3 separate regions of the Homo sapiens genome follow, and all the other regions are linked to region 3. The links are chromatin contacts, found by Hi-C or POLR2A ChIA-PET in ENCODE. All regions are on one chromosome and are shown on one strand. Each heading gives the region's core, a stretch centred on a gene start or an enhancer-like site at or near the end of the contact. The rest is flanking DNA. Distances are from core to core; before and after follow the strand shown.

The links. A loop is a pair of places that touch in the nucleus more often than their neighbours do. ChIA-PET counts read pairs that join two places held with the same protein, here RNA polymerase II (POLR2A). Pooled maps may share reads with other maps.
Region 1: a loop to region 3 is called in a pooled map, with 8 times the contacts of the local background. The contact joins two enhancer-like sites. A Hi-C loop is called at or near these places in 5 of 37 single-sample maps with no recorded cell type and 4 of 50 pooled maps. POLR2A ChIA-PET finds 5 or more read pairs at or near these places in 1 of 52 experiments (BJ).
Region 2: a map with no recorded cell type shows a loop between it and region 3 (4-fold over the local background). The contact joins two enhancer-like sites. A Hi-C loop is called at or near these places in 5 of 37 single-sample maps with no recorded cell type and 3 of 50 pooled maps. POLR2A ChIA-PET finds 5 or more read pairs at or near these places in 1 of 52 experiments (WTC11).

Annotation. Positions count from the first base shown.
Region 1 is chr3:46,925,746-46,929,485 of GRCh38, reverse strand. All of the region lies in intron 2 of CCDC12 (coiled-coil domain containing 12), which reads left to right. Among named protein-coding and RNA genes, the nearest start is that of CCDC12, 49 kb to the left of the region's middle. RefSeq lists an enhancer at 1,881-2,260. Within about 2 kb of position 2,490, at least 22 of the 41 ENCODE cell types and tissues checked have a DNase peak (open chromatin) inside an H3K27ac peak, as active enhancers do.
Region 2 is chr3:45,552,219-45,556,002 of GRCh38, reverse strand. No RefSeq gene overlaps it. Among named protein-coding and RNA genes, the nearest start is that of LIMD1, 41 kb to the left of the region's middle. RefSeq lists enhancers at 1,119-1,168, 2,429-2,528, 3,581-3,784. Within about 2 kb of position 2,147, at least 23 of the 41 ENCODE cell types and tissues checked have a DNase peak (open chromatin) inside an H3K27ac peak, as active enhancers do.
Region 3 is chr3:46,091,240-46,095,088 of GRCh38, reverse strand. No RefSeq gene overlaps it. Among named protein-coding and RNA genes, the nearest start is that of XCR1, 66 kb to the right of the region's middle. Within about 2 kb of position 2,193, at least 5 of the 41 ENCODE cell types and tissues checked have a DNase peak (open chromatin) inside an H3K27ac peak, as active enhancers do.

The sequences.
Region 1 (3,740 bases), core at 1,241-3,740, 830 kb before region 3:
GCCCTACTGCTCTGGCTGGCACCATCTCGTCACACCCTGCCCAGTCTCCAAGAGCTGTGGTGGCCCCGGACACTGTAAGGCTATGGGAGCTCCTAGGATAGCAGCCTGGACCTGCTTTGTGTGTGAACCTGTTGTCCTACTATTTGTTTCTTGACTTTCCTTTTTTATCTCCATTCTTGTCTCCTTTTGGATTTTTTTGTTTTTAATTATTCCACTTTCTTCCTCTGTTAACTTGTTAATTGTATGCTGTTTTCCCTTTCTTTTAGTGATTTCCACAGGCATAACAACATACATCCTTAACTTATCAAAGTCTAATAGAAAATAGTAGTATTTTTACCATTTCCTCTACAGTGCTTAGGACCTTAGAACACTTTAAGGCTATTTGCCACTCTGCCTTTTACACTATTGTTGCTATATTTTAAATACTATAAGTTGTTATTACTCTTTTATACAGTCAATATTCATTTAAATTCTCTTTTCCCCCTGCTTTTTTTTTGAGACAGGGTCTTGCTTTGTCACCTAGGCTGGAGTGCAGAGTGTGATCATAGCTCTCTGCAGCCTTGAACGCCTGGCTCAAGCAATCCTCTTGCCTTAGCCTCCGAAGTAGCTGGGATTACAGACACAAGCCATTGTATTTACCCTTTCTGAGGCATTTTATTTTTTCCCTGCAATTCCATGTTTCCGTCTGAGATCATTTTCCTCTAGCCTAAAGTATTCCTTTTAGTATTTCTTGAATAACGGATTCACTGATAACTGATTCTCCTAACCTTTCTTTGTCTGAAAAAGTCTTTCTCTTGAAGGCTTCTTAACTAGATTTAGAATTTTGTGTGACATTTATTTTGTCCACACTTCTGAGATACCATTTCATGGTCTTATGGTTTCCATAGTTGCAGTTGAGAAGTCAGTAGTCTGTTTTAGTTTCTGCTTAAACACACTTTTTTTTTTCTCTCCAGGCCCATGAGATTATATGAGGTTGGTGCAAAAGTAATTGTGGTTTCTGCCACTATGTTCAATGGCAAAAACCACAGTTATTTTTGCATCAACCTAATGGGAAGCTCTGCTCAGTCTCTCAGCTTTTCAGCTGCTGCATGTAAATAGACATGCTTTAAGGGGAAAGAGGGACGTGATGTCAGGCTCACTTTGTTGTACTTCCCTTATCTCCATGATTGCAGCCCCTGAAATCCTTGCTGTCTTGGTACTTCTCTAAAGCCATTTAAAATACATATATATACATTTTTTTTTTTTGAGACAGTCTGCAGCCTAGGCTGGAGTGCAGTGGTGCGATCTCAGCTCACTGCAACCTCTGCCTCCTCAGTTCAAGCGATTCTCCTGCTTCAGCCTCCTGAATAGCTGAGATTACAGGCATGTGGCACCATACCCACCTAATTTTTGTATTTTTAGTAGAGACCGGGTTTCGCCCTGTTGGCCAGGCTGGGCTCAAACTCCTGACCTAAAGTGATCCACCTGCTTTTATAAGGGAGGTTAAATCTTGGGCCTGTGTTGGAAAGGCCAGGTCCCCAAGCTGAACCCCCCCATGCTCCTTGACCTCTCCCAGAGACTCCTGTCCTTTGGTAGTGGTGGAATTCCGGGGGTGGGCAGTTAAGTGGGCATTAGGGAGGGGAAGTCTCTTAGCTCTCCACGCTAAGGGGACTGGAGGTCAGAGACTGCACCATTTTCACGCGATCACACAACAGTGGCTGCACATCAGATTAACCCTCCAAGAGTGAGTCTGGGGAGGGCGTGGACCCAGCTTGATAGAGCTGGATGCACCCAGCACAGCCGTAATGTTTCTAAATGTGGAAACTGAGGCCCAGAATGAGACCTTCCCATGGTGGTCGGGATCTAGATGTTCTTGGCTGCTTGGCCAGTGCTCCGCTCTGGGGGTGGCAGGGCACAGTGGGCGCAAGGCTCTGCTCCCGCCTCTTGCTTCTGGTTCACTCCTCCAGTTGGCCTTCTGAAGCCTCGGGCAGTGGGTGGGTCTGGAGGCATGGGTGCGTGTTGCTGCTGTGAGTTCTGGGTACAGTTCCCTGTGGCCTCTCCTCTCTCCTTCTGATTTCTCACAGAACCCTGGAGACCGTTTCTGAAAGCGACAGTTTTTTTTCTTACTAATCCCTGCAGTTTTCTTCCCACACCCAGTTTCTCTTCCTCATTTCTCCCCACCCTGTTGTGAACGAAAGCCTTTGCACCCAGTCATGCCCCACTTTGTCTCCCTGTACCTCTGTGACCTGACATGTACCTCCAGGCCCGAGGCAGGTGTTCAAGGATGGGGGACGGGGTGGGGTATCTCTGGGCCTTCTGGGAGTGCAGGTGGGCTTCCTCCACACAGGCTATGCTGGTACTGCCCCATCGCCCGCAGTGGTTCAGCCCAGCCCCAAGGCTCCAGGCTCAGGGGCCCTGGCAGGAAGGAAGGAGATGGTAAGTAAGCTGGGGGCAGGAAGCAGGTGGAGCCCTTAAATAGGAGAGTGAATAGCATCTGAAAGCCCCTGAGTCCAAAGCACTGCCGCTTGCTAGCTGTGTAGCCACAGACACCCCTGCCTCTGGGAAAGCTTGCTTTTGCAGGGCCTGAGGAAGTCAGCAGCACTTTTACCTGGTCCAGACAGAGGGCTTGGGAGATGGCAGACTGTGGGAGGCCTGTTGGGAAATTGTTTCCTGCCTTAGAGGCCCAGGACTTTTCTGAGGGACCACTGGTCAAGAACCGAAAGAGGTACTGGGGAAGGAGGAGGACCTGCGGCCTAGTCTCACCTGGCCAGCATCTGAGGGGCCACTCCTGCATCCCCTGGGGCTAGGGGTCTGTCCCACTGCCTCTGCCTTGCCTTTCTTAGACCCTGCAGCCCCCAGGACCTCTCGCCCTGCCGCCCTGTGGAGTTACCAGGGACACATTTTCCTGGGAGCCTGCTTCTGTGTGTGTGGGGCTAGGATTTGATGAGCCCCTGAGCCAGAGAGGACCCCAGTGAGTTCTTGGTTCAGCCACCCCTGCCTGAAAAGACTGAGGCAGGAAGAACATAAAAACATAGTAGCTAGCCGCAGCTCCTGCCGGGAGATTCTGGCCCCTTGTGGCTCCTCTCTCTTCATGGAGGCCTTTGGGGCTGTTCAGTTCTCACTGCTGTCCTGGTGGACTGTGGCCTTCCCAGCCTTGCACATGGTCATGCCTATTTTCACAGCCCTCACTGGCCACTCTCAACAGTCTTGGAGCTGAGTCAGCCTCTCGTGTGCTTTGTGCCTTGACCCTGTCCGCGTCATTGCAGGCCCAGGCGCCACCTCCTCCTGGAGTGTCTCCCCTCCACATTCCCACAGCTGTAGGCAGCCACGCCCCTCTGGAGCCCTCCAGCACCTGCTTCTCTGTCCACATGTCACTCCTCACTGCCACATGCCCCTGGCCCAGCACACCCAGATGCTTTTCTCTAAGTAGTTGAGGCGTATTCCATGGCATGAGCCCCAGGGCAGGAAGGCTCTGAAGAGGGGCCAGACTTGGGGAATTTGTGGGTGACCACTGGCCTTCTCTTTTGGGAATCACTCAGCCTAGGAGCTTTAGCCCTGGCTGGGAGTTATACATTGCCTTGAGCTAAGATGTGCAGCCACTGCTGTGTGATCCTATGAAAAGGGTACAGTCTCTCTGACCTCCAGTCCCCTTATCTGTCAAATGGGATGATCCAGGAGAGACACCCTGTGAATGCTCCCTAGGCGTCCTTGGCCCAGCTCTGGAAGAGAACCGTACTCCAACAGAGTAGACAGGGCCTCTG
Region 2 (3,784 bases), core at 898-3,397, 540 kb after region 3:
CCCTGACTCCCAAAGCCAACCTTGAGCCTCAACTACCCTCTGGGAGGCCCTTGTTTGTCACTACCTCTCACGGGTCCCAGCATGGACCTCGATTGAGCCTGATCTCCGCTGCAGCCCCCAGGGAACACCCACCCCACCTGTGGTCACTCAGTAGTCTTTAAAATTTTTATTGAGATAGGGTCTCGCTCTGTCACCCAGGCTGGAATGCAGTGGCGTGATCTTAGCTCACTACAGCCTTCACCTCCTGGGATCAAGTGATCCTCTCACCTCAACTTCCTGAGTAGCTGGGGACACGGGTGTGCACACCACACCTGGCTAATTTTTAAATTTTTGTAGAGATGGGGTCTGACTATGTTGCCCAGGCTGGAACCCGCAGTCATGAGTGGCCAAAGGAAAAGGAAGGGCTGCAGGAAGGGAAGCCCATGAGAATCAAGACCAGGCCTCTGACCTCCTCCTCTCTCCCTCCCTGGATAGCCAATGCACCCCACAGGACTGCCTCAGGACTCACCTTTTCCTGGCAGGCCAGGGAGACTGGCAACTCCTCTTCCTCTGGAGGCTGCTCCTCAGGGCACTGGAGGGCGGAGAGGCTGCCTGTTCCCTGTCCACATCCCCATCAGGATGTGGCACTGGCTCCCAGGCTTACCCAGGCCAGGGTGGGGCTTCTGCCGGAGCAGAAGGGAGGCCAGGTGGCCTCAGGCAGGTTACCTGATATTGCCAAGCCTGTTTCCTCATCTGTAAAGTGAGCACTCCTCACACATGGCTGGTGAGGATTCCATGGGATGAAACACGTCCTCCTAAGAGTGCTGGATGACCGAAGAGTAGTGCACTCACTGTGCGCCCTGCGCTGTCCGGAGCCTGTTACACACACATTGCTTCAGTGCACCCTCACAAGGCAGAGGTTGGAGCCATTCTCTCCATTTCACAGAGGAGGAAACAGAGGCACAGAAAGGTTAAGGAGCCTGCAAAGATCTCATGGTTCATAAACAATAGAGCCCAGACAAGTTCCTGAAAGCCCCCTCACCCTCTGGGCCATCTGTCAAGCTCAATCTGTGGCACAAAGGGAGTAGGTCCCTGTCTGTACAAACAATCAAAAAAAATTAGCTGGGTGTGCTTGTGCATGCCTACGGTCCCAGCTATTAGGGAGGCTGAGGCAGGAGGATGACTTGAGCCTGGCAAGTTGAGGCTGCAGTGTCATGACACTGTACTCCAGCCTGGGTGACAGAGTGAGACCTTGTCTAAAAAAAAAAAAAAAGTAACACTCAATATACCATGGCCATTACATATGATTATTATTACTACGCTTTTTATTAATCATACAGAAGACTCCCACCAGAGGTGGGTGCTGTCAGGGGAGGGGTGCACCTGTAGTTGGAGGCCTCAGGTGGGGGAGCCCCATGTGAGCACATGTGGAAATGGGGGCAGCCTTCCTGTTTCACTGTCCACCTTGGCCCCAGGCCCAGGCACTTCCCTAACAGCTGTGACTCTGATGAACTCTCAAGACTACGTTGCCCTCTCCACCTCCACAGCCACATGGTGTGAGGCACGTTCTTCTGTCAGGCAAAAATAAATTACCTTCCCCCAAAGCAGGCCCTCAGCTGTGTGGTGTGTATGAATGTGTGGTATGTGGTGTATACGTGTGCATGTGTGTGGTGTGGTGTAGGTGGTGTATGGTGTATGTAGTGTGTGGGGGGGGTGGGGTGGGGTGTGTGTGTGTGTTGGGGTGAGGTGTGAGTCTCCTAGACCAGAGCACAGTGAGGCTTCTGGGGAAGTGTCACATTTCCACCCTGAATGAGCAGCCATGACCTTTTAGGAGCAGGAATCTGGAGAATTTCCCAGGTTTCCTGCAGGGCATCTGGGAAGCCTGACTTTCTCTACCTTTCAAAATGTCCTGACACCCCCTAAAACAAAATACTCCAAACTGTCTCACAAACCAATGTGTTAGCCTCACAGAAGAAGGAAGGTGGGGAGAATTGGGGACCAATAAACAAACCCTCGGAGTAAACCCGGTATTTTATAAAATGGCACAAAGCACGTCCGTGACTTCACACATCTCCATGCAAAGTCTCGAGCAAGGGGCAGGCACCATCCCAGTTTGGCAGGCAACAAGAGTCTGTGATTGCTCTGCTATTTTAGACTCACAGCAGCTGTCACAGATTTAGAAGCCAAACAGCTGTGACTCAGGAGTAGCTGCAAAACAAGGTGGTTAGCAGACACCTGAGATACTTAGAAGGTAACTTAGGTGTACACTGACAAGCAACAATTCGAAAACAAAGATTGTCCATGTGGCAGAGGCAGCCAGCTGCCCTCCAAGATCAGGCCCCCCTTCCCTCCTGCAGAGTTGCTGCTGGGAAGTGGCTACCCAGCCCCTAGCAATTGGCTGAGGCACGTGACTGAATTCTGGCCAAGAGGAAGTGGGCAGAAGTGATGTACACTGTTTCCAGACCTGGCCAAAGCCACTGTGACACTCCACCTCTCTCCCCCTTATCTGCGGGCTGGATTTGATGTCAGGGGCAACCATGAAAGCCAAGAGCTGAAGACTGTGTAGTCTGCACGAACCCTCCGTCAAGCTGGAACTGAACGGAACAGAACCTCCTCCCCTGTTCCCTTCTCTAGAGGATTAGACTCATGGGAAAGAGAAATAAAGTTTGCTGGGTCAGACCACTGACATTTGGGGGTTTATTTGTTATGGCTACATTAATTATCAGCTGATAATTAAAGCATGTTTATTGCTGAAGATGATTGGTAGACGAGATATTAGCAGACCACTAATTATTAGTGCATAACTGGTAATAATGAAGTAAATGATGACTAAGAGGTCTACTACATTCACTCAGAGGAAACTGACACCTAAGATGTTTACTGATGACTTAGATATTTGCTGATGACTCTGATGCTAGTAGTTAATTAAAATATTAATAGAAAACTAAAATATTTCCTGGAAACTATGATGTTAACTGAAAACTAAGAGTTAGCTGATAACTAATAATGGGGATATCTGGCGACACTTGCTTTAGGTTCCCTCTTCGCAGCTCTCAGCCTATGTCTGTGCAGTGGCTGCCCTCTTGTGCACTGACAAGTGAGTCTCTCTCTGAGTCCACCTGACAAAGCCCCTCTGGCCCAGTCTGGCCTTGATGATTGACAAACCAGACCCAATGAATGGCATCAATCTTTGGGTGCCTGCTTCCTCTATGGATCTCACAGTGTAAAGGACACATTATTCCTTTCTACACCCCCGCGACAGTGCCTGAGGAAGGGGAACCCCTCCCCTAAGATCTAGTTCTCCTCTGAGTTCTGAAGGCAGCCATGAGTATGCAGCAGCAGATGTGGTAGGTGAGGCCTCCCTTGGATGGGACCAGGGCTGAACCCTCCTCAATTAATCCCAGATGGGGCTCTTCTATTGTTTGTGGAAAAGATGATCTGCGGAAGACACAGATGGGGCTGCTGAGATGCCAAGGAGTGCTTATCATCGGGGAGGTCTAGAACAGGTCTCCCCTCTCCCCTCTGCCATGGGATTTTCCTCACAGTAGGTGGAGTTGAGCAAGGATGGCTTCCTGGCTTCTAGGTCCCAGGGATGGTGTCCAAAGGAGGCTCTGTCTGCCAGGGGTGATGGCTCCCTGGGAGCCGTCAGTCCCAGGCTGAGAGAGAGCCGACCCCACATGCTGAATTGGGTGCCTCAGAACTTCAGGGATGCATTCAACCAGGTGTGTGCCCACAGCGAGCCAACGTTCACAGATACACATGAGGAAGTGTGGTTTTGGCAGGCTCTAGGGCATTTGGGGAACAA
Region 3 (3,849 bases), core at 944-3,443:
AACAACCTATGTCTCTGATTCTCTCTGCATATTGGACTCATTCTCTCAGTCCAGCTGTCCCCACAAAGTCAAAGCCATGCCTGCAGGCAGCTCTGAACCAACAATGGCAGGGAGGAGAATCAGCATCCTCACCAGCTCCAGGTGGAAAAAAATCCCAGAGAAGGCTCGTGATTGGCTTTGTGGGCCCACTTGCCCATTCCTGGCCAATTGCTTTGGCCAAAGGGATGAGGCCACTGTGATTGGCCCAGGCAGATCGTGTGTTCATCCTCACACCACAGGGATGGTTGGATTGGTGAAAAAGCAGCTTTCCCCCAGAATGGGAAGGCTGTTGTAGGCAAGCCAAGCAATGAATGCCCATTGCAAAGGGAGCTGGAAGTGGTTAAGGGATGAAGCAAGGGCTGTGCTAAATGGAACTATTGGCCAGTCTCTGTAAGATGCCTGGGGCTGCTTAGAAATACTTTAGGGGACTTACTTTGCAAGGAGCTGAAATCATGAAATAACATGTTGTAAACCAAAGAAATGTGTTCATTACTGTTAATATAGGGGCTGAAGTACCCTGGTACTATGATATCTGCAATTTACTTAAAAATATATTGGCACTGAAAATGTAATCTAAGTGTGGGTGTAGCCTTTTAAATCTTCACTCCAGAGGAAGCCAGTTGCCCTAATCAAGACAACTCCAGGGTGGTAATTAGAGTGTAATCGGAAGGCCATACCCCAGACGGACACCCACAAGTGCTTCAGCTGTCTTCTTCTCTGATTAGTGCCAGCAGTTTTGTTCATTAATATAATGAACATGGACATGAGTTTTCATCAGTGAAGCATGAAACTCCACAGCAAGAAACTCCACAAACTTACATGAACAGGCCATTCGAATCTAATGGGCCTTTCTTCCTCCCTACTTAGGAATGTCACCCACGACATTTGTGTCAGCTTCTGGTTCAGGAGAATGCGGGCCAACCTCAGTCTGACTAGATGGTTCACCAATCCTACTACTAGACTGTTGTGATATTTGCCTTAACTGAACCTCTCTTTCATGCAAGATCTCGTTGGAACCTCCTAAAGAACAGAGATGCTGGACTTTATCACACTCAGGAGGTGACTGATGTGAGCCTGCTTGCTAATAAATGTCTGTTTTGGGGGGAAGAATTCAGTCTGAGACTTGCTTTTATGGTAACCTGCAGTGAGGCTGTGAGGAGGAGCTGGCCCTAAACACCTACTACAATGGTGGCTGCTTTTATTAACCAAAAAGAACCTCCCAATTGTACAAGATCAAATTGGGAAGTAGAAGGTGCCCTTGTAAGCTCAGTGTGTGTGTGGGTTGGGGAAGACAGTTTTCATCAGAAAGATCTATCATCCGTCATGTCTCAGGGTCACAACCACTAAGTCAGGAAGCCAGCCCCCAAATAGGTGGGGAAAGGGTTTTGGGTCTAAGGCAGGGCCCATTCTAGAGAGACTAGGGAATGAGCAGATTTCCATGAGGAAGAGAGAGAAGACCCAGGAAGTGAGGCAAAGGCCTAGCAGCCAGAACTGGAGCACAAGATTGGAACCAGAGCAATGAGAGGACCTCCATGGAGGTGAGCCATCCAGAATCCAGCAGGAAGGACCATGAGTATGGTTTTGGCTGTCACAATAAGAAGGCTAGAGAGACCCGGAAGCAAACCAAGCCTGACAGCCCTCCATCCATCTGAACAACACCCCAAAACTACCATGAGGAAATGCAAGGAGGTCAGAATTTACAATGCCTAACTCTTTATCAAGAACCTTGAACCATCATGTTTCCCTTCCAATGATCAGTATTTTCATGGTCATTGCAAAGACTATCAAGGAAATACCTTTGTAGCTGCTGGCATGAGGATTTCTTTGAGGAAAAAGGGCCTTTGAGAAGCCCACTTCTCAAAGAGTCAAAGGGAGCTTCCAGCCTGGACTTTGGGCTGTTCCCATATTTTCTGTGGAAGGAAAGAGATTTTCCATAGCATGAAGTAGAAACAAGGATCAGAGCTGGGTGCTGTGGGAAAGGCCAGGGAAGAAGAGGGGAGGCACTGCCATAGCCCAGGGAAGGTTTCAAGGGGTTTGCGAGACACATTATGTGTGAGGTTAGCTTTCCCTGGGTCCCTCTATTAAAATATGTAGCAAATTCTCACTGCTTATTTATGCATGTGCGCTTCCTACTGCCCAGGTGTTGAAACTGACCTAAGACAATTTGGTCATGCACAACCACAAAGTTCCTTTTGGTTACTATCAGCTGCCACCATCAGATAAGAGTGGAAACTCACCCACTCCCCTGCTATCTCAATCCAAGTTACCCCAGGAGCAAGGCTCAGAATGAATTCTGTCCTAAATAAAAACATTTATTAGCAAGCAGGTAATGTTTTCAAATGCAAGAGAATTGTTTAGAGCCACAAAGAGATGATGAGGATGAAAACAGAGACCTTAACCAAACATAAGCACATGTCTCAGTGAGAAGATATTAACTTTTTCTAACTATATTTATTTATGCACACCTGTTACTTCATTCAAACACTTATTGGAGACAGGAACAACTTGTGTTGCTTTCAAAATCCCCATGGGACCTCACTCTCCAAACAGCAGGGGTAAAATAAGATAAAACATGAACCTTGAGTGCATACAAAGGAGCCTTGTGCATTGTGAAACATTAGTGATGATTCTTTGTTCTGTGAAGGTTTAGACATTGCAGGGGTAATTATGGGATGTTGCACCTCCCAAACCAAGCACTTTCCCCCAAGGTCTACCAGGATGATCTGCAAGAAGACTCCCTCACAAAGACACAAAGGGAACCGTGGGAGTGGCAGGCTTCATCTGTCTAGCTGCAGGTGCAAGGAGGAAGTCTACTCCAGCAGGAAAGTTTAGGTGTCTGGAATCTGCATAGTTCAATAACTGCTGTGGTTTGAATGTTTGTCTCTTCCAAAAGTCATGTTAAAATTTAACCCCCAGTGCAACACTGTAGGGAGGTAGGGCCTGAAGTAACGTCTTTAATCATGGGGGCTCGGCTCACATGAATTGATTAATGCCTCTGAAAAACAGGCTCAAGGGAATGGGTTCATTCTCTTTTTTCCCTTCCACCATATGATGCCTTCTGCCACGTGATACCTTCTACTTTGCAATGACACAGCAAGAAGACACTCACCAGATGACTTGATTTGGACTTCCCAGGCTCTGGAATTATGAGCCAATAAATTTCTGTTCATTATAAGTTACCCAGTCTGTGGTATTCTGTTATAAAAGCACAAAACAGATTAAGACAGTAATAGACAAAAAAACAGATGAGCATATAGCACTTGGGCCCAACCAGACATATGCTAAGAGGGGCAGAATTCAGCACTCAACAAAGAAGACTCCAGGAGTAGTGATTCTCTGAAATCCAGGAGGATAAGCAGCAGGTGAGAAGGCACCTGGGACAACAGTGGGTTACAAGGCTATAGCCATCAGCGTGAAATTTTGGAAGCAGAGAGGACTCCAGCCCTGAGCAGCAACTGAGAGTGACAAGAGTACCAAGAATGGGTTCTGGAGGGACGGAGCTGCTCTCAGGTAGAGATTTGAATCAAGAGAATGAGAGAAAATCCAAGTTCTCAGAAACCAGGCTAAGGTCAGGGGCACACTGTCAATGCCTGATGCATAGACCTATAGTATTGAGCTAAATCTCCTTAAATTCCCCTTCCCAAAGTCAGGATTAATCCCAGAAATAGGAATACTTTCTTGAGGGTTCTTTCAGCTGCAAGTAACAGAAAACTGAACTTAAAGTGGCTTGAATACTAAGGAGACAGTTAATTCACAAAATGGGAAGTTCAGCAGAGCAGGCCTGTGCCAACCTAATCCAGTGGCCCCAGC